2 separate regions of the Homo sapiens genome follow, and region 1 is linked to region 2. Evidence: chromatin loops called from intact Hi-C (ENCODE). Cell type or tissue: ascending aorta. All regions are shown on one strand. Each heading gives the region's core, and the rest is flanking DNA. Links, peaks and the distances in the headings are about the cores only.

What was found. Hi-C counts contacts between places; a loop is a spot of excess contacts. Peaks named below come from ENCODE experiments on the same cell type or tissue, not always from the same donor. Only the 100,000 strongest peaks of a DNase experiment are listed, where the experiment ranks them.
Region 1: it touches region 2 in a loop (2.2-fold over the local background); 13 of 110 quality-filtered maps call a loop at or near these places.

Annotation. Positions count from the first base shown.
Region 1 is chr6:39,341,593-39,351,708 of GRCh38, reverse strand. KIF6 (kinesin family member 6) reads left to right here. Exons shown (of 23, transcript NM_145027.6): 20 at 5,183-5,233; 21 at 5,920-6,009; 22 at 7,894-8,000. It overlaps LOC105375047 (a long non-coding RNA gene), which reads right to left. Exons shown (of 3, transcript XR_926774.3): 3 at 9,008-9,070. LOC107986594 (a long non-coding RNA gene) reads right to left here and starts at 458. Exons shown (of 4, transcript XR_001744111.2): 1 at 298-458. RefSeq lists enhancers at 6,369-6,870, 7,545-8,382, 8,365-8,414. In ascending aorta, for the core only: a CTCF peak has its summit at 3,700 (motif pointing left); DNase peaks (open chromatin) are centred at 3,698 and 6,208; H3K27ac peaks cover 2,846 bases.
Region 2 is chr6:39,882,790-39,892,905 of GRCh38, reverse strand. It overlaps DAAM2 (dishevelled associated activator of morphogenesis 2), which reads right to left. Exons shown (of 25, transcript NM_001201427.2): 15 at 8,837-8,944; 16 at 5,314-5,420; 17 at 4,143-4,227; 18 at 1,459-1,565; 19 at 1,184-1,272. It overlaps DAAM2-AS1 (DAAM2 antisense RNA 1), which reads left to right. Exons shown (of 4, transcript NR_125831.1): 2 at 1,143-1,283; 3 at 1,527-1,600; 4 at 3,851-4,116. Among named protein-coding and RNA genes, the nearest start is that of DAAM2-AS1, 9.5 kb to the left of the region's middle. RefSeq lists an enhancer at 4,058-5,257. In ascending aorta, for the core only: no CTCF peak of the experiment used is centred there; a DNase peak (open chromatin) is centred at 5,025; H3K4me3 peaks cover 298 bases; H3K27ac peaks cover 6,431 bases.

The DNA.
Region 1 (10,116 bases), core at 602-8,601, 540 kb after region 2:
CTCAGCGAGTAGAAAGCCCTGTCTCTCATTTTTCCTTTGGCTTCAAAGACATTGAAGTGTGTACATGTGCATGTGTGTGTGTGTGAGAGAGAGAGAGAGGGGCAGGTGTGTCAGCAAGGGGCCCGACAGATGCAAGGTAGAAATACACTATGCTTGCCCAGGGACAGTGGTTCATGCCTGTAATCCCAGTACTTTGGGAGGCTAAAGCCGGTGGATCGCTTGAGCCAGGAGTTCAACACCAGCCTGGGCAACAAGGTGAAACCCCGTCTCTACAACAAAATATGAAAATATCCTTACCTCCCCACAAATCCATAGCCGGGCGTGGTGGCACATGCCTGTAGTCGCAGCTACTCAGGAGGCTGAGATGGTAGGATCTTTTGAGCCCAGAAGGTCAAGGCTGTAGTGAGCCAAGATCTGCACCACTGCACTCTAGTCTGGGTGACAGAGCGAGACCCTGTCTGAAAAAGAGAAAAAAAAAAGAAAGAAAAGAAATACACTGTGCTTGCAAAAAAAAAAAAAAAAAAAAGTTTAATCCTAGTGTTCAGAACCTTGAATTTGAAAGGTGTGCATCAGATCACCCACAGGAGCTTTTCCAAAAATCCTGCTCCCAGAGTCCCCACCCCCACCCCAAGCCCCTTCGGTGACTGCTGGCAGAAGGGTCTTGGGGAAGATGGCTCTCAGCCAGCCCTAGAGCGCTGTTCAGCCCTGTCCCCTGTGGTTGCTGCCGGCGAGCTGGTTGGATGCTCTAATTCCTGGGCAGAGATCACTGAGTGTCCTGAACAGTGTTTGTTAAAACACCTCAACTTGAGTGGCTGGCTGCCCCATATTTCCTCCTCCAACAGTTGTTGGAGTGCCAGCATTCCTGGATGGGACGGTCACACTAGGCAGGTGAGAGGAAAAGTAACCCCGCCAGAGACTGGAAAGGAAGAGCTCTAGGGGCTCCACCTCTGACAAAGAAATCCTTGCCACTTGCTTTAGATGCTGGTAGTAACGGGCCTACAGAACTCTGCCACGGTAAGCCAGGTAGGGAACCCTGTCTCAGGCCATCATGGCGTCTCAGACATTCCCTGTGAACATCTCACGTGAAGGATTCGCTGTTGGCATTCCCACGTTCCCAAGGGAGACAGCACTGGCCTTCTCCTCTGACGGCAATAATATCTCGTAGCCTTTGTAGAGGGCCCTCCTGGGCCAGGTGCAAAATACATGAGCACTGTGCCTACTATCATGGTCCCCCACTTTACAGGTGAAAAAATTCAGGCTCAGAGAGATGAAGTAGCTTGCCCAGGGTCACCAGCTAATCAGTGGTGAACTCAAACCCAGGCCTGTCGGAGTCGTGCACTCCCCTCATTCCTCACAGCAGTTGTGTTTAGGATCAATGACTGCCTTTTAGGGACACATGTCCATAATGTTATCTAGTAGGTGTTGGCATTTACCAGCCCACATTTTGTAATATTTTGTACAAGGCGCTTTCTTTATGTGCTTCCCACCACCAGATCCTCCTGCCTGGGGTATCCGCTCTTCCAATGTGTCCACACCGTCTGATTTTCCCAAGAGGCCAGGATTTTTAAAGGGTAAAGCTGTGTTTCCTTAAAAGGCCAACCTTCTAAGGTGTGGAAACCCAGAATTCCCTGTGACTGGCCCTTGCCATTTCAGCTGAGAAACCCAGAGTTCAGCCTCCCCATTCTGTAAATGAGGACACTGAGGCCCCGAAAGGGAATGAGATGCTTTAACTCTGTAGTTAATAACACAAAGAGCCACAAATTAGGCCAGGGATGATGGCTCACACCTGTAATCCCAGCACTTTGGGAGGCCAAGGTGGGTGGATCACGAGGTCAGGAGTTCAAGACCAGCCTTGGCCAATATGGTGAACCCTCATCTCTACTAAAAAGACAAAAATAATTAGCCAGCCATGGTGGTGCGTGCCTGTAGTCCCAGCTACTCAGGAGGCGGAGGCAGAAGAATCGCTTGAACCCAGGAGGTAGAGGTTGCAGTGAGCTGAGATCACACCACAGCACTCTAGCCTGGAGACAGAGCAAGACCCTGTCTCAAAAAAAAAAAAAAAAAAAAAAAAAAAAAAGAGCCACAAATTAAACCTAGACCTTCACACTCCATGGCAAGTGCCTTTTCTTCCTTCCACCCACTGCTCCCCCTGCCCTCTGCCTGCCTCCTTCCCTCCTCCACTCGCCTCTTCTCCCATCCCTCCCTCCACTGTCAGCTCTGCCTATCTCTATTCCTGCCTTACATCCCCCTTCTCCTTTTCTTCCTCCTCTCTGCCTCATTCCCTTTGTCATACTCCCTTGCAGCCAGGGCTGCCTCTTTACTGCTTGTTTGTTGATCATGCCGCTGCCAGCCTTTATCCGCCGGCATCTCCGAGAGAGTCCATGGTGGAATAGGTCTAAGGAGTAGCCCCTGGGCAAGGCCTCCAGGGACTGTCTGCTGTGCCACCCATCAGAATAGTGCTCCTTCCACCTTGTCTTGGCCTTGGGCATTCCTGGAGATTCCTTAGGTATTCCAACTTAAGATGATTCCTGGATGTGCTTGCCTAGAGACCTTTAACCCTGCAGTCGAGAACCCTGGACTTCAAAGGTGTGTGTCACGTCATTATTGACCACCTCCAACAAGTCCCCTTTATTGAGATTTGAATCACATGAATCCCAGTCATGGCCCCTCCGACAGCACACCCTCGGGCAAGCCAGCTCCCCACTTTGGGATTCCCTTGCCTCATCTGTAAGATGTGCAAAGGTCCCTCCGACACGGTCACTCTGTGAGCAGATAAATGTTGCCCGGTCAGTGCCCGGTCAGAGCCGCCAGGGTGAGAGAGCGAGGGCCCAGCGGCTGTTGCTGCCCGAGCTCCAGAGCGGCTGCTCCTGAGAATTGCCGCAGGTGGGGAACTGGGGGTAGCGGGGCGCTGGTCTTCTGCTCATCAGGTTCTGAAAGAAACCTGATTCATCACTTCCCCAGGGATGCTCAGGTCCTGGAAGCTGATCCCACTAAACACTCTGATTGGCAACCCAGAAGGCCTAATTACTATTAATATGGCTTATTAATCCTTATTAAGGAAGATACTTCATTCTGATGGCTGGTATGTTCTCTCTCCAGAGGGGCGTCAACATGAGAAATTAATTCGGTGTCAAAGGCTGGTTGGGCAAAGGGAGAGGGCAGAGGTCATTTATGGCATCATCCCCAGAATTACAGAAACCAAGCTGTGGCATCCAGGAACAGGATGCTTGAGCAGCTTACAGGTTTGAGGAGTCATTTCCCTCGAGAGCCCCCAGCCTTCCATTGCACTGCCCTCCTGCATGAGGTGGGGCAGCTGGGCCTCCGCAAAGAGTACTAGATGCCCCTATTGGCCACGGTGTGATCGTGCCCTTCTACCCTGCCCCATCCATCTCTCCATCCTCTTCCACCCCCTCCCACCTTTCAATAGTTTGGCACCTGTGAACTCTCCCTGGAACCTGAGCCAAGGCTCCACTGGGAAGCCACTGAGTGAATGAGCCATTTTTGTGCCAGTGCCTTGGTCTTGCAAATTTGCTACAGCTTCCAAACTGACCTTGACCCGTTGTCATGAAAGCACTTGCAGGATGGAAAGCCCTTTCTCCTTCCCTTCTCCAGGCTGCACCAGGAACCACTCAGCAGGAGCCTTGAGAATTGGTTACTGTTCTCTGAAGAAAAGCGTGCAGAGCCTGCCACCTGGTGGCTACCTCTGGTCCTACATCGGTCCTCACTAGACCCAGCACAGGGATCTCTGCTTTCCCACCATGAAGGGCACCTCGTGGAAAGTCTCTCCACTGCTAGGAAATGGACATTGGTGGGTGAGGGGGGGCTTCCCCAGGCTCTGGTGTCTTTTCTTGCTTGTTTGACCACAGTCGTGACCTATGGAAGCAGCCTTGCCATTGGCTGAGATCGGAAGGCGGAAGGCCAGAGCCGGGGAAGGGGCCATACTCATGAGTGAGACACGCAGTTTGTCAGGTCTGTAGAGTACCTTGGACTGAAGATGCAGACTCCGCGGAGCCGGCTCACCTGTCTCTAACCCTAGCCTGCCTCTCAGCCCAAGTGTCCCCAGAGTGTAAAAGGAGGGTTGTACCCAGGTGACTTCTTAGGCCTCTTCCAGCTCTGAGGTTGTCTCCAGGCAGGAAGCGAGGAAGATCTCCTTACAGCACAACTTAGAGTAAGGACCTTGTAACCACAGGCATGTGGAATACACTGGCCTCCAACCAGCCGTGTCCACGCGCCTCTTCACCTCCCAAGAGGAGCTTCTGGGTTCCACTGCACTTGGCCAGGAATCCAAGGCAAGGCGCACATGTCAGCAGCCTAGGTGAGCAGGCACAGCTGCATCTAATGAGCTGTTGGATCTGACTCCTCTCTCAGCATGAAGCTAGGTCCCAGGGGCAGGCAGTGTGGTCAGGGGTAGGCCAGCGTGTGTTCCTAGAATGCCACAGAGTCAAGCCCAGTTAGAAGGCATTGTGGCTGAGAGCACAGGTTCTGAAGCCTCAAAGAATCCTGAGTAGTTCCCGATTCTGCCACTTACCAGCTGGATAACTTTAGAATTTCTTTAATCTGTCTAAGCCTCAGTTTTCTCATGTATAAAATGGAGACGATGACATCTACCTCTTAGGTCATTGAGAGGATTAAATGGCATGATATTTGCAGAGCACTTTCACGAAGCCTGGCGTGTCTATCAATGACAGTTGTGGCCATCGTTTGTTGTTCAGCTGCTACAGCCAACAGATGCATGCTCTAACAATGAAAATTACTGTGTAGGCCGGGCACAGTGGCTCACGCCTGTAATCCCAGCACTTTGGGAGGCCAAGGTGGGTGGATCACCTGAGGTCAGGAGTTCAAGACCAGCCTGGCCAATATGGTGAAACCCCATCTCTACTAAAAATACAAAAAATTAGCCAGGTGTTGTGATGCATGCTTGTAATCCCAGCTACTTGGATGGCTGAGGCAGAAGGATTGCTCAAACCCAGGAAGCGGAGGTTGCAGTGAGCCAAGATCATGCCACTGCACTCCAGCTTGGGCAACAAGAGTGAAACTCCATCTCAAAAAAAAAGAAAAAAAGAAAATTACTGTGTAAACCATCCAAGACAGGACTCTTGGCTCTTGTCTTAGTCTGCTCAGGCTGCTATAACAAAATACTATAGACTGAGTGGCTCAAACAACAAACGTTTATTTTTCACAGTTCTGGAGGCTGGGAAGTCCAAGATCAAGGCACTGGCAGATTCGATGTCTGGTGAGGACCCCCTTCCCGGTTCATAGACAGCTGTCTTCTCGACGCATCCTCACATGGTGGAAGGGGCAAGGGAGCTCTCCAATGTCTCTTTTATAAGGACTCTAATCCCATTCATGAGAGTTCTACCTTCATGACTTAATCACCACCCAAAGGCCCCACCTCTACTACCATTACATTGGAGATTAGGTTCAACACATGACTTTTCAGGGACACAAACCTCCAGTCCGTAGCACAGCAGATTTAGTTCCTGCTGAGGGCTTCCTTCCTCGCTTGCTGGCACCTCCTTCTTATTGTGTGCTCACATAGGAGAGAAAGAGAGAGAGAGAGAGAGAGAGAGAGAGAGGGAGAGGGAGGGAGAGGGAGAGGGAGGGGGGGAGGGAGAGGGGGGGGAGAGAGAGAGAGAGAGAGAGAGAGAGAGAGAGAGAGCACTGTAGTTTCTCATCCTCCTCTTATACCTATAAGGACACTAATCCCAGTGCAGGGGCCCTACCCTCAGGACCTCATCTAAATCTATTCACCTCCCAAAGGCCCCACTGCCCAATGCCATCACACTGGGAATTAGGGTGTCCACATAGGGATTTTGAGAGGACACATTCAGTCCATAACAGCTCCTAGATATAAACCCTGAATTTCCTTCTATAAATTTGCCCCCATTCCTTTTGCTTTTGTTTGTTTGTGTTTTGCAGTGATGTGAATGCCAGGAAAATCCTGCCCTCGCCTTGCCCCAGTCCACACAGCCAGAAACAGAGCAGCACCAGCACCCCACTGGAAGACAGGTCTGTGGTCTTCTCCTGTTATGCCTGTGACAGCCCCTGCAGTGGGCGGAGTGGGCCTCCATCTCCAGTCTACTCCCCGAAAAAGCCCCTCGTCCAGTAGCCACACAGACAGAACCCAGGTCTGGCCTCTGCCCTGGTCCCCTGGGAATTCCCTGGAATCTCTCACACAGGCCAACTCAAAGCGGGGAGGTTTTCTCCCACAGTCACCAGGGCCCTGTGTTGGGCAGAGTTGTTTCATATCTTCTTGTGAATAGACGTACCTGGGGGCCAGAAAGGGAAAGAGCCAGCCCAGGGCAGCCCCACCACAGAGCAGAGCAGGGAGCTGACAAGCCTGGCCTGAAGACCCAGCAGCATTTGCTTCCAGGCTTACCAGAGTTGATCAGCACCATGGGCATTTGTATCCTCCGGCTAGAATGGCTGCTCAGCCTCTTTCACCAGCACAGCCTCTGCCCTGCCTGCCTGGACTCTGCTTTAGTGCTTCCGGCTGGCCTGCAGCGGGAAAGCCAACACCCAAACTACCTGCGGGAATGGCCAGCCCCTTGTTACATACCGTCCTTACTGCCTTCTAAGGAAGTGGCTACCACCTCCTGCTGTGCAGAGGCACAGGGGTGAGGATGGACGGAAAGTTGGCAAGGCCAGGCAAGTGTACTGCTCTGAGTTTGCTGAAGGGGAATGCTATATGGAGAAGCTGGATGGAAAAGGGGATGGGGGAGGGCACACACAGCCCTCCCTTTCTAAGGAGATTCCCACACAACACTTCTACTTACAAATCTCATTGGCCAGCACCTGGTCACCCGGCCACACATCGCAGCAAAGGAGTCTGGGAAAGGTAGTTTTTTTAGTTGTGGCAACTTAGCTAAATATGATTCTGTTTTTAAGGAGAGACAGGAGAACAGTAATCTCTGCCTTGAGGTCAACTAGCTAAGCCACGTGGGGAATGAGGGTGCTCTGAGGACACAGCACTGAATGATATGACATCTAAGCTGGGCACAGAAGTTGATGGGCCCCAGGTTAAGGGGTGCTGGTTTGGGTAAATCAGGGATGGGAGGACAAGAGTGGTGGTGGTAAGAGGATAGAGAAGGCAGCGAGAGAAAGCACAGCCGCCATGTGACGGGTGGTGGGGAGGGCAGTCCAGGGAGAGGAAGCATCAGAGCAAAGGCCCTGAGGCTGGAAGTGGCTTGGTAAATGCAAGTCACTGAAAGAAAAGGGGGCAGCTGGAGCCCCTGACCCGGGGTCATATCATACACAGCCTGGTAGGTCATGGGACAGAGTTTAAGTTTTATTCCATGAGTGGTGAAAAGCCACTAAAGGGTCTGTATTAGTCTGTTTTCACACTTCTGATAAAGACATACCTGAGACTGGGTAATTTATAAAGAAAAAGAGATTTAATGGACTCACAGTTCATGTCACTGGGGAGGCCTCACAATCATGGTGAAAGGCACGTCTTACATGGTGGCAGCCAAGACAGAATGAAAGCCAAGTGAGAGGGGAAACCTCGTATGAAAACATCAGATCTCATGAGACTTATTCACTACCACGAGAACAGTATGGAGGAAACCGTCCCCATGATTCAGTTATCTCCCACCTGGTCCCTCCCACAACACGTGGAAATTATGGGAGCTACAGTTCAAGATGAGATTTGGGTGAGGACACAGCCAAACCATATCAGGGTCTATGGCAGGGAATGACTTGACCCAATTTGCATGACAAGAGGCTTAGTGTGGCTGCCACACAGAGAAGGTAGGAGGGAGTGAGAAGCAGGCCAGCCGTGTCATGTAGCTTTCTGAGTGAGATCAGTCACCTAAAATGGAAAAGCATTTTGGAAATATAAGTGGTGAGTCCAGTTGTAAAGTGTAGTAAAATGTGACACGTGGTTGCCTCCAGCATCCCCAAGAGGCCAGTGTCGTCCATCCCTCTCACCGGAGACAGCCAGACGGACTCGGACATCATCGCCTTCATCAAGGCCAGACAGAGCATTCTGCAGAAGCAATGTAAGTGCACCTCCCTCGGTGGCTCCTCCTGGGCAGCAGGTCACCAACACTTGTGGGGAGCACACAGTGAGGTGGGAGGGGAGTAGGGAGTTTCCTGCATATTCCTGAAGCCACAGGACTGGCCTGCCTGTCAGTCACATGTGCCCAGCCTCTGATTCCTTCTCGAGAAAGCCTCAAGGGGCAGCATCAGAAACACCAAGACAGGCCCAAGTGGGTGGGCGGCCCAGGTGCTCCTGTCCCTCTTGGCAGAGCTTGCTCTCTGTCTCTTCCAGATCTTCAGCTCCTTTGTTCTCTGTTCCCAAAGTCAGCTGTCTCCTCTGCTCAGGCTTCTACAAACAGGAAGGGGCTGAGTGATGTTTTGGTAACTCGTTGAACCCCTGGCTTAAAGTCTCACTCCCCTATCAGAGTGTGGTTCTTGCCAAAGAGCTGTGAGTGTAAACACTGCTTGAAGGCCCAGGCCCGAGGACACCATAACAATCACAGAGGAAGTAAGAGTGGCGTGTCAGACAACAGGAAGAGAAGAAGGCTCTTCTTGGTCTGCATCACTGCCCCCTCCACCCCCAGCCCCGTCCTCTTGGCAGCTGCCCATCTCCCATCTGCTGTGGCTGGGCCTTTTCTCTTTCTGCCTTCCATCCCCAACACACCCACAGGGCAAGCCCCAGGGCCCCTTACCCCAGGCCTGCATTTTGTCTTAGCCTCCTCCCCATAACCCAAAGGCTACTAGGCAGGCTTAACATTGCCTTCACATTGCCAGAAAGGCGCCCCCACCGTGATGGTATGGGCTGGCAGATTCGATGTATAATGACTGATGCCTGCCCTGTGGCGCCTGCACTCAGCTTCTCCACCAGCCGTGTGCAGTTTGGGCAGGAAGAGGTTTGTGCATGGATGGAGCGCCGCAACTGAGAGCCGGCCTTGGTCCTGTACTCGCCTTGCTTGGCCGCCAGCCTGCTTATTTACTATCCTCTCTTCACCACCAGGACCAGCAGCCTCAGCAACACTGTCAGGTCCTTTCTTAAGCCTGAGACAGCCCCACCTCTGCTGTGATCTTGTCTCATTCTCAGTTTCCTTGTCTAAAAATAAAAAAAAATAAAAAAAAATAAAAAAAAATAAAAAACTGGATTCAGTGATCTCCAAGTCCCCATCTATGCCCCAAATACTCTGATGATAGGTATCAGGCACTGAACAGCAATGAACAGCCAATCAGTCAGCAAACACTGTATATGTTGGGTGCCTTCTTATGCCAGGCACTACTACTAGTGCTGGTGCTACAGCAGAGAACAAGACAGAACCCAGCACGTGAGAAACTGACATTCTAGGGGGAGGAAGGAGACAGACAATGAACACGTCGACAAATACGTAAGATTGTTTGAGGGGATAATAAGTGCTATGAAATAGCTAAACTATGTAATGTTGTAGACAGTAACTGGGAAGACTGCTTTTAGCTGGGTAGGTTGGGGAGGCCTTGCTGGAGAAGATAACTTTAAACTGACAGCTGCATCATGAGAATGGAGCAGCTACGCCGCGTTCTGGGAATGCACAGTCCTAGCAGACAGAGCGGAAAGCGAGAAGCCTGAAGGGGAAGCTTTGCTTGGCCACAGGGTGGGAAGGAAGCTAGAGTGGCTGGAGGGCAGGGAGCAAGAGCACAAGGGCCAAGTCACACCAGCCTTATGCACAGGGGAAAGAGATTTGGATTTTATTCTGGATAGAGTGGAAGCCCACTGAATAATTTTAACCATGGAGTGATATGATGTGATTGATGCTTTAAAAAGCTCACTTTGTCTGTCACATGTAGTGTAGATTGTAGGGGCCAAGGGTAGACCAGTTACCAGGCTACCATGAAAGTGCCAGCAAGGGATGATTGTGGCTTGGACTCACCAGTAGACCAAATATGAGATGCAAGAGAAAGAGGAGAGTCAGGGCACCTCCTGGGCTTTTGATCTGAGCAGCGAAGAGAATGGCAGTGCCATTTACTGAAATGAGAAAGGCAGGGAGGCATGACCATCAGAGGCAAGGAGCTGGAGGGATGGAGAGTTCTGGCTGCCCTTTTTGAAGTTTCAGATGACATTTGATGTCCAAGAGGAGGTGTCGAGTAGACAGGTGAGCATCAGTGGAGCTC
Region 2 (10,116 bases), core at 1,492-9,491:
CCACCTGCAGGTCCCTTGCTGTGTGTGTGTGTAGTGTGAGGGGGAACAAGATCTGATTACAGAAAATGTCTGCCTTAGCTCTGCATGCTCCACCCTATCCATAGACTATCCCTGAAGCATCTCAATGGATTTCAGGAAGGGTTGCTCTCTGGACTGGGCATCTCAGGGAGTACTGACTGGCCCTGGTGTCCAGCAGGGGGTGCCCATGCTCTGTTCTGCCCCCAGCCTGGTAACCTCAACATCCTGGAAACAGGCTTTCTTGCTCCACTCTGCTGACCCTGTCCTCCCCACAAATGAGCCTCCCAGCCTCTCCTGCTTATTGCCTCCTGGGTCCACATGTCTCTGCCCACCGTCCTGACCTCCTGCCTCTCCCAACAACTCCACGCCCCTCCCTGCTGTGCCATCAGCACAGGCAGCCCCTGGGGAGTACTAGGGGACAAGAGGGAAGGGACTGATTTTGAAGATCAGCATCTGCATTCCTACCCTGGTTCCACCACTCACCAGTGTCACAGCCTCGGGACATTAACACAGCCCTACTTTAGAAAGGAGAGAATGGAGCCACATGGAAATTAATAATAGCACCCACCCGTGCGATTGCTGTGATGACCAAATGAGGACCAACCAAGCAGAGTGCTTCACACAGTGCTTGGCGCATGGTTCTCATTGAACTACAAATTTCTCATCTGGAAATGGCCTGTATTGGAAGTGTTCCTGACTCAGAAAATCAGATGCCTTTAGAAATCAGCTTGTGCAATTTCCTACTTTCTGAATGGCTCACACTTAAACTAACGTGCCCAGAAGTCTTCTATGAGCCTAGTACCTCTTAAGTAGAGTAAAGACTGATGAGCTCAGTCCCAGCCAGGCACTGTTGTAGGTGTGGCTATTATTATCTTTTCTACCTTTCCATCCCATGCTGGGGCAGATGTCAACAGACGCCCCACCTTGGAGAGCTTGCATGCTGAGGCATAAGGAACATGTCACAAGGTTGGCGCATGTGCTAATATAAGCAAGTGCATATTTTTATAATAATCATCATTTTAGATTTTGTCTTTGACTTTTTGTTTTTGTTTTTGGGTTGAGAATAAGAAAGGGGTTTCCCTCTGCCCCTATTCACTGGCTCCCACCCACCCTGCCTTTCTCAGATAACTCTCCACTCTAAGCCTCCTGCAACCCTCAGCCCTACCTTCCACTTTGGGCTTTGCCTCAGCCAGCCGCTCCTGGAATTTCTTCTTGAAGAAGAGGGCTTGCAGTCGCTGCTGGTAGTGGTCAATCCTGTAGACAAGGTGAACCATATCTTGAGGTATCCCACCCCTATCCTGGCCAGCCCCAGCTCCCGGAGCCAGCTCCAGTCTCCTCTCAAGCCTGCCCACCTCCATCCCCTTCCTCTTGGCAGAGCCCCACCTGCCCCACCTGCCAGAACCCCACCTGCTTGAATCCCCACCATGCCCATGGCCCAACCTGCTCATTTCATAGAGGAAGCGGTCAGCACGGGCCATCCGCTCAATTTCATGCTTGTGCTCCTCCAGGAGGTCAATGTCACTCTTCTCTGGGATGAACTTGAGGAGCTGCAAAGAGCAGGCGCAAGTCACACAAGCAACTGGTGAGCAGCAGACATGGGGTACAGGGTGTGAGAAGCTGTACTGACTTGGGTCAAGATGGGGAGGGTGCCTTGAAAGAGGGAGGCACCCTCATGTGGACAGATTTCTTTCATCTGCCTGAAGGGGATGACAGGGCACACAGCTCTGAAATTCTTTTTTCTTTTTTAAAATTGAGATGTAACTGATATACAGTATTTCTTTCTTTTTTTTTTTTTTTAATAGGGTCTCACTCTGTCAATCAGGCTAGAATGCAGTGGTATGATCATAGCTCACTGCAGCCGTGACCTCCTGGGCTGAAGCAATACTCCCACCTCAGGTCCTGAGTAGCTGGGAATATAGGCATGTAGCACATACTGGGTTAATTTTTTTTATTTTTTTATTTTGTAAGACTGGACCTCACTACGTAGCCCTGGCTGGTCTTTACCTCCCGAGCTCAAGCAGTCCTCTCACTTCAGCCTCCAAAAGTGCTGAGATTATAGGTGGGAGCCACCACGTCTAGCCTAAAGTACACTATTCTTCAATGTACAGCTCAGTGATTTTTCTTTTCTTTTAAACAAACTTGAGGTATAGTCTACATAAAATAAAATGCACCCATTTTAAATGTGCAGTTCAGTGATTTTTGTCAAATCTCCATCCATTGAATCATCATTCAGATTAAGATAGAGAACATTTCCATCCCCCAGGAAAGTTATTTTTCATCACTTCAGTAAGCCATTCAAGTGAATATAGGCTCTCAACTGAATTCTAGGACCTTAGCCAGATTTGCCTGTCCTTGAACTCATGCTGTATGCTCTCTTTTATGTCTGACTTCTCCCCAGCATAATGTCTAAGGTTCATCCATGTCATGGTAGTTTATTTATTGCTGAGTAGGATTCTACTGTATGAATATACCACAGTCTACTTATTCACTTTCCTATTGATGGACAGTTGGGTTGTTCACAGTTCGGGGAATTTATAAATAAAGTTGCTATAAATAGAGTTGGCCCCTGAGTAACACAGGGTTGAACTGTGCAGGACCACTTGTATGTGGATTTTCTTCTGCCTCTGCCATCCCTGAGACAGCAAGACCAACCATTCCTCTTCCTCCTCCTCAGCGTGAAGACAATGAGGATGAAGACCTTTATGATGATCCACCTCCACTCAATGAACAGTGTCTTTTAATGATTTTTTTTCTTTTTTTTTGATGGAGTCTCACTCTGTTGCCCAGGCTGGAGTGCAATGGCACCATCTCACCTCACTGCAACCTCCGCCTCCTGGGTTCAAGTGATTCTCCTGCCTCAGCCTCCCAAGTAGCTGGGACTACAGGCATGCACCATCACACCTGGCTAATTTTTGTATTTTTAGTAAAGATGGGGTCTCACCATACTGGCCAGGCTGGGCTTGAACTCCTGACCTCAAGTAATTTGTCCACCTCAGCCTCCCAAAGTGCTGGGATTACAGGCATGAGCCACTGTGCCCGGACTTCCTTCTAATAATTTTCTTAATAACGTTTTCTTTTCTTTAGCTTACTGTGTTATAAAAATACAGCATATAATACATGTAACATAAAAATATGTGTTAATTGGTTGTTTATCTTATCAGTAAGGCTTCTGGTCAACAGTAGGCAATTAGCGGCTAAGTTGTTGGGAAGTCAAAAGTTATATGTGGATTTTTGACTGCATGGAGGGTCAATGCCTCCAGCCCCCACATTATTAAGGGTCAACTTTATTCTTGTGTATTTATTTTAGTCAGTATTTGTACTCATTTCCCTGGAGTTATACCTAAGAGTGGGATTACTAGGCAATAGGGCGGGTATATGTTTAGCTGTAGAGTGTACTTCCAAGTAGTTTTCCAAAATAATTGTGCCAAATGAGAATTCCAATTGCTTCACATCCTCGTCAGCACATGGCATTGTCAGTCTTTTTAATTTTAGCTACTCTAGTGGGTGTGTGGTGCCCCCTTATTGTGGTTGACTGTATTTCTCTGATAACTAATCATATTGAACACCTTTTCATATTCTTATTGTCTATTTGGAAATCCTCTTTCATGAAGCACCCCTTCAAGTCTTCTGCTCATTTTTAAGTTGATTTCATCATTTTCTCATTGATTTGTAGAGTTCTTTGTTCTGAATATGATCTTTGTTATATGTATGTATAGCAAATATCTTCTTCTAAGGTTTGTCTTCTTTTCACTCAGTAACCATGCCCTTGATGAACAGAAGTTCTTAACTGTAATGAAGTCCAATTGATGATGTTTCTTTGTGTGTTTTCTAGGTTTCCCAAAGGATCCAAAAAACTGAGAGGGAAGAGATTTGGGGAAGATGTCACTTTTCCTCATCTGACTTTGCCTTGGAGTCAGATGGGAGAATGACTCCTGGAGAACACTTAGCCTTTTCCAGCTTTCCCCAAGAAAGGCTGGCCCAGGGAGGCTTCTATAAACCTTCTCCCTAACTCTTCCAGCCTGATTTCTCCTTGACCCAAGAATCGCAGCCTCCTGGGGGCTGTTGGGAAGGGGCGTGGCTGCCCGCTGGGTTCAGTTCCCCTTCCTTCCCACGAGGGTCCTCACCTGCTCCAGCATGTCCTTAGCAAGGTCCTCCTGCTCATCCATCTTCAAGATGGCCTGCCGGATCTCCTCGTTAGAAAGCTTCAACCTAAGGCAAAACCCCACCTCAATCCAGGACAGCCCTCAAACCTTCTTCTCCAAAAGGTACCACCTCCGCCTTCCCTCATTCCCTAACAGGACTTGGGAATATATTTAATAGTATTCCCCCCTCACCTCCTCTACAAAGCCTTCTTAGATTAGACTAGTATGATTCAGTCCACAAACTTGATAATGAGCATTTTAGTGTCAAAATAGAGACGTGAGGGTCTCTGTTCTCTTGATAATCCATCAGAGCTGATAGGGGCATTTGGGAGTAAAAGAGATGTCTTCAATGTAGACCAAAGGGACAGGGCAAAGGGTTCCTGATCCTTCTCCTCCTCCTCATGCTTAAAAAATGCACAGCATCTCCACGGGAGGACAGGATTATCGGCAAGCCACTAAGAGGGCAATTTCCTGCTGCCTTCATTCTCAGAACACAGAATCGCTCTCAGTCTTCTGACAGCGCCTCAGCTCCCACACAGCTGTCCCAATCAGTCTTGCTGTCTGGGAGAGGGAGAAGCCACACACCCCCATAGCCCTTCCCTATCCCCTCCACATGCACCCCCATTAGGAACCCTGGGGATTCAGAACTCTTTCCACCATCAAGTGGGGGAAACTGAGGCCTGGGGGCTTGTGAGAAGAAAGGGAGGAGGATGTCTCAGAGGCGGCTGGGGCAGCACTAAGAATAGTATGGGAGGTGGTGCCCTCTGACCCTGCTCAGGCAGGAGGCCCCCCCGTACAGAAGCTGTGCTGTTAGCGCAGATACTGCCCTGTTTGTTCTGCAGCCGCGGGAAATGCTTAGGGGCTGAGATCATGCTGCTCCATGGCCTGAGCCAAGCGAGGCCCTCCGTGGGCTTAGAGCAACTCAGCTGCCAGACGCTGACCAGGCTGGGCAAGGGCCTCGTGACTGGGCAGTTTCCTGCCTGCAGAGCCCCAAACTGCTGCTCAAGGCAGGTTCCCGAGAGACAGTTCCAGATCAATGCCTGCCCCTCCCAGGGGACAGCAGAGAGGGAGAGGCCCGAGACTGCCACCACTCCGTTCCTCCACCCCCTTTGTCCCCCAGGCATCCAACTCAACCACCTTCTTTTGCACATACTTGGAAAGAAGGATGATGCAGTTTTGGGCCCTCCGGCCATCAATGACCGACAGCTCTTTGACCTTGCGGGAAGCCAGGTAGATGTCTTCAGTGGAGCCCAGCTCTTTCTGCAACCAACAAGTCAAGTGGACAGTTGAGGTGTGGGTTCCCTAATCCTCCTCTTACCCGCCCCGCAAGAGCCACCTCCTACCAATCCAGGAATGCTCCTGGTGTGAGGGGAAGGGGGAAGAAAAAGACAGGAGAGAGAGGAGGGTGGATAATAGCTAACTTTAAGAGACGGTATCTGGGACTTTTCCATAGGCTCCAATGGGTTGGGGAAGGACACCGAGAAGCCCCCCTTCCTATTTTTTTTATTTTTTTAGAGATTTTTTTTAGAAATTATCCACTCTGGGCAATGAGGGAAGGGGCTGTGCCAGTGGGTCAGGGTATGACTGATCTCTGTGGCTTTGGGCAATGTGACATAACCTCCCATGACTCCAACAGAATCAACTCCCATTCCCACTGCCCAACCCAGAGGCCCTCCTCAGGCTTATGCTGAGAACCTGGTTGCAAACCCCCCTAGGGAACAGTTGCTGACTCCTAGGGACTTCAGGCACAGCCCAAGATGCCCAGGGTAGAGAGCATCCACAAGTTCAGAGGTATGGAAACTGAAGCAGAACTCTCTCCTCTGAGTCCCAGCAGGCAGATTCTGGAGAAATCATTGATCCCGCCCCACTCCTTCTCTTGGGCCCCTGGCGAGGTAGACAGGAGGCTGTCTAGTGTGCTGTTCTTCCTCTGGGAGGTCCCTCTTGCACAACTTCAGGGGCCGCCTTGCATGGTTATCTTTGTGAATTGTGTCGTGCCTACCCTGTGTGTCCTTACAGGAAAGGCTCTCCTTTGGCCTGGTGGGTAAGACAGTAGACCTAGAAGCCTTCTCCTCATTCCAGGAGACATTGACCTCCACTGCTGCCAGGGGTCTATTTGATTACCTCCCTCTGCTACATTTCTTCTTTCTCTTTGGGGGCCCTCTCCCATACCACCCTGTATGAATGGGGAATAAGGTAGAAAGTGGAATGGACAAGTCCTCTCTGTCAGGCCCAGTACAGAGCAGCAGCCCGGGACAGCAGTTAAAAGTTGGAGTGGTCAGAGCCCCGAGAGTAACTCACCTGCTGAGAAGGATTAGTTATCAGCTCCTAGGCAGCAGCCACAGCCAACAGAGAATTAAACATGCACAACATTAGCCAAGACATTTGGGGACCCAGAAATAGCATGACAGACACAGGGATCCCTCAGCATCTACACTGTCCACTTCATCCCAGTGAGACCCATGGTTGTAGACAGGCACCCATAAGTGGCACTAGACAGGAGCTGCTTCTAGCAGACATGCACTCACGGAGAAGCCAAACGAAGCGGAGATCAGGCAGCTCCTCCCATCTGCCTAGTGCGACCACCACTCCCCAGTTAGGGCAGACCAAACCCCTGAGTTCTCCCACCCCAGGCTTTGCTGCCTGTTCTTCCTTTTCCTCTGCTGAAAACCTGCAGAGAGGGTGGAGGACATTCCTCCATCCTGGGATGAGTTCACCTTTCTAAATAGAGGAGGAGTCACAAATGAACTCGATCTGGAAGCTCCAGAAAGTTGTGTTTACTGAGGCAGAGAAAAGCAAGTGCCCTTGAATTTGCTCACTGCCCCTCATCTGTCCTTTGATGTGCAAGGGGAACTGAAGAGGCACAGCACGCACCTCTGTTCTCCCTGACGCCGATGGAGTGGAAGCTACTGACTCAAAACTCGCATGGGGCACAGAGAAGACCATGACTCCCAGGACCTCCCCTGCCCCACAACCAACTGAGAGAAGAGGCAACAAGGTTAATACGGCCTCCGGGATCTCTCCAGTCCTGCTGCTGGGATTTCAGTCCCAGAGACTAGACGGCCCACTGAGTGAGGGGAGGCAGGTGATTGGACTGTGTGGGCTCAGAGAGGTGAGGGGGACAGGACAGGGGGTCTTTCAGTCTTAACTCTTCTCAACTCACCAAGCTGGGAGGCCCCAGACCCAGTTTGTACAAAATCCATAACCTTCTTTCCTGACTGGCCCCATCCCAGCCTCACCTCAGGGCCCTGGAGCCTGAGTAGGCTGGGCCAGAGTCCTGTCCTGCAGAAAGACTCTCAAATGAGGAGGTGGCCTGCGATCACCAAGCCTGGTATGCTTGCCACACACTCCTCTGTCCTCAACCCCACTCGTGGAGAATTGGCTCCCAGGAGCCAGTGCTCAAAGAGTTCCTTTCAGCTCCAGCAGCCTTAGCTGCCAGCCTGACATGGGCATGGGGTTAAAAATGCCTCCTGGAATTAGGAGTAGAGAATCCGATGCTGTGGGCACCCACATTTAAATTAAATAAGCAATCATCTGGCCAGAGCCCTAGGAGCGGCTGCATGTGTCCTCAGTCATCCACAGATCAGGGCTGGGCAGAAAGTGAGCTAGGGCAACCTCTCCAGCTCAGTGGGGAGCCAGGCCACAACAGCCAGCCATTGCCAGGACCCACTCATTGGCACCCAGGGAAACCCTCAAGACTGAGATCCCAGGCTAAGTAAAGAAAACAAGGAAGATGGTAGCCCAGCCCCAAGAGGGAGAAGTCCCTCTGGGGCGGGCCAGAGATAAAGCAATTCCCTGAGGCTTCTAAGCTGGTCATTCCCCAAATGGACTTAGAGGGAAGGCCCCTAGCTGCTAGTTACCAGGCGGATTCCTGGGCCCCAACTCATCTCCCGAATCACATTCCAGGATGAGGTCTGAGAAGCAACCCTTTTGGCAGTCCCCACAGATACTCGGCACAGTTTCAGATTCCCACCTCAGGAACACCCTGCGCTCTGCCACCAACTCACCCCCTACTTTCTCTGTGACTGGAAGACCAGACTGCTGGCAGCCACCTGCACATAGAGCCTTGAGAGCAATATCCAAGGCTTCCCCGGGCCTTCCCAGGCCCAGGCCCAGGCCCAGCCCCAGCCTCAGCCTCAGCCTCAGCCCCCTGAGTGACATGGAGCAGCACCTTCTGCCTTCCTTGCAAGGCAACATCCCCTGCTCGGTCTCATAGAGGTGTTGACAGACAAAATGTGGTGGAAAAGTGGTTTGAGAAGTTATTATGCCTTCTAAGCCTAGTCCCTAAATCCTGGGCCAAAGACAGCAAGGGTCCACAGTGGTCAGGCCTTGCGACTCTACCTCCGATGCTCCAGGATGGAAGAGAGAAATGGACAAAACACCATTTCAATACTTGGTGTATAAATATGAACCATAATACAAGCATATTTCCCCCTATGGTCTGTGCACCTCTACTTCATACCTACATCCTCAGCAAGAATAAAATCATCACCTCATAAAGAATAAAATCATTCAGTATACATGTGAGGAAGGAAGGAAAGAAGGAAGGGAAGGGGAAGATGGAGGAAGGGAAGGAAGGAAAGGAAAGGAAAGGAAGGCAGGCAGGCAGAAAGAAAAGGAGAAGCTGAGGTTTGGATTCAAGGGTATGGTCCAAGAGGCCAGAGGGTATAGGGTCTTACCTGGTGCCTCTGGTAGGCTGAAAACATCTTTTCAAAATCCTCTAGGTCCAGGATCCGAAATACCTGCATGTCATCAATCTCATTCCATACGGTGCCAGGGACACGCTCCTAAAATTCAGGGTAGGGAGAAGATCCCATGGTTGGCCCAACTCCATCATGAAGATGCTCCATGCCTCCCTAACCCCACTTATCTCCCAACTGCACATACTAAGATGACCAGGATTTCAGACCTTCAGAAGGTAGTCGGTTGCTCCCCTCAACCTCCAACTCTCTTGAATACTCTGCTCCAGGGTAGAGGCCAGAGACAACCCCCTTTTCCTCCCTTGTGCATGGAGCCACATGTAAACATGTTCTAGAAATCATGGGGGGTGCTGGGGGGATGGGTAGGCAGTAGGAAAGGGGGTCCACTTCACTTTTTCCAAAAGCAAAGTCAGAAGCTGCACTCAGGGTACTTCACACAGGCCCACTCCCCCTAAAGGGCAGGTTGCCTGGAGTCACCCCTGTCCTTGGCAGCCATCATTGGAAGATTAAAGCCATACATATTTTGGATCCTCAAAGCTGCAGCACGGACTGTATTTATGTATCTCAGATGGTTGTTTTCTTTCCCAAGGGTCTTCCTCCCACTTTCCCAGATTCTCAGAAAGTGGACAAATACCAAAGTTTGGGACCTGGCACCTGTAGTGACACTGCTGAGACCAGCAAGACTCTGCCACAATTTCCCTTTGGTCAGAGCCAGGGAAGGTGTTACCATCCTTTACAACTGGGATATGTCCAGGGTTTTACATTCCAAGGTCTCTCCATTTAGGCCTTGCCCCATCTCTGTGTAGGACCCTTGCACTAGGGTCTGGATCCTGGCTGTTAGTCAAGCCAAAAAAAAAAAAAAAAGCCCTGGCAGTCTCGTAGCACCCTGCTGATGGTCCAGAGCACAGCCAGCCAAGCTCCTGACAGGGTGTTCCAACCCTCCCCTCTCAGGAATCCCCACCTCATCTAGAGCTTTGCTGTCCTTCAGCATAGAATCTCTCTGCCTTCCTCTACCTAGAGCGCAGCTGGGGAACCTTGTTTAATGCCTCCTCTTCCTCCCTACAACCCCCCTCAGAAAGACTTGGAGAGAGAAACATACCTTTCACTCACTGTTATTTTCTTAAACTCTGGAAAGGGGAGGCTAGGCCAGAGTCAGGGGGTGGGGACATTCCTGTGGCCTTCTGAAGGCCAGGGACCCTCTTGTGGAATGCCGGCTGGGAAGCTTGGAGCAGCAAGGGATACAGGCAGCTGGCCAACCC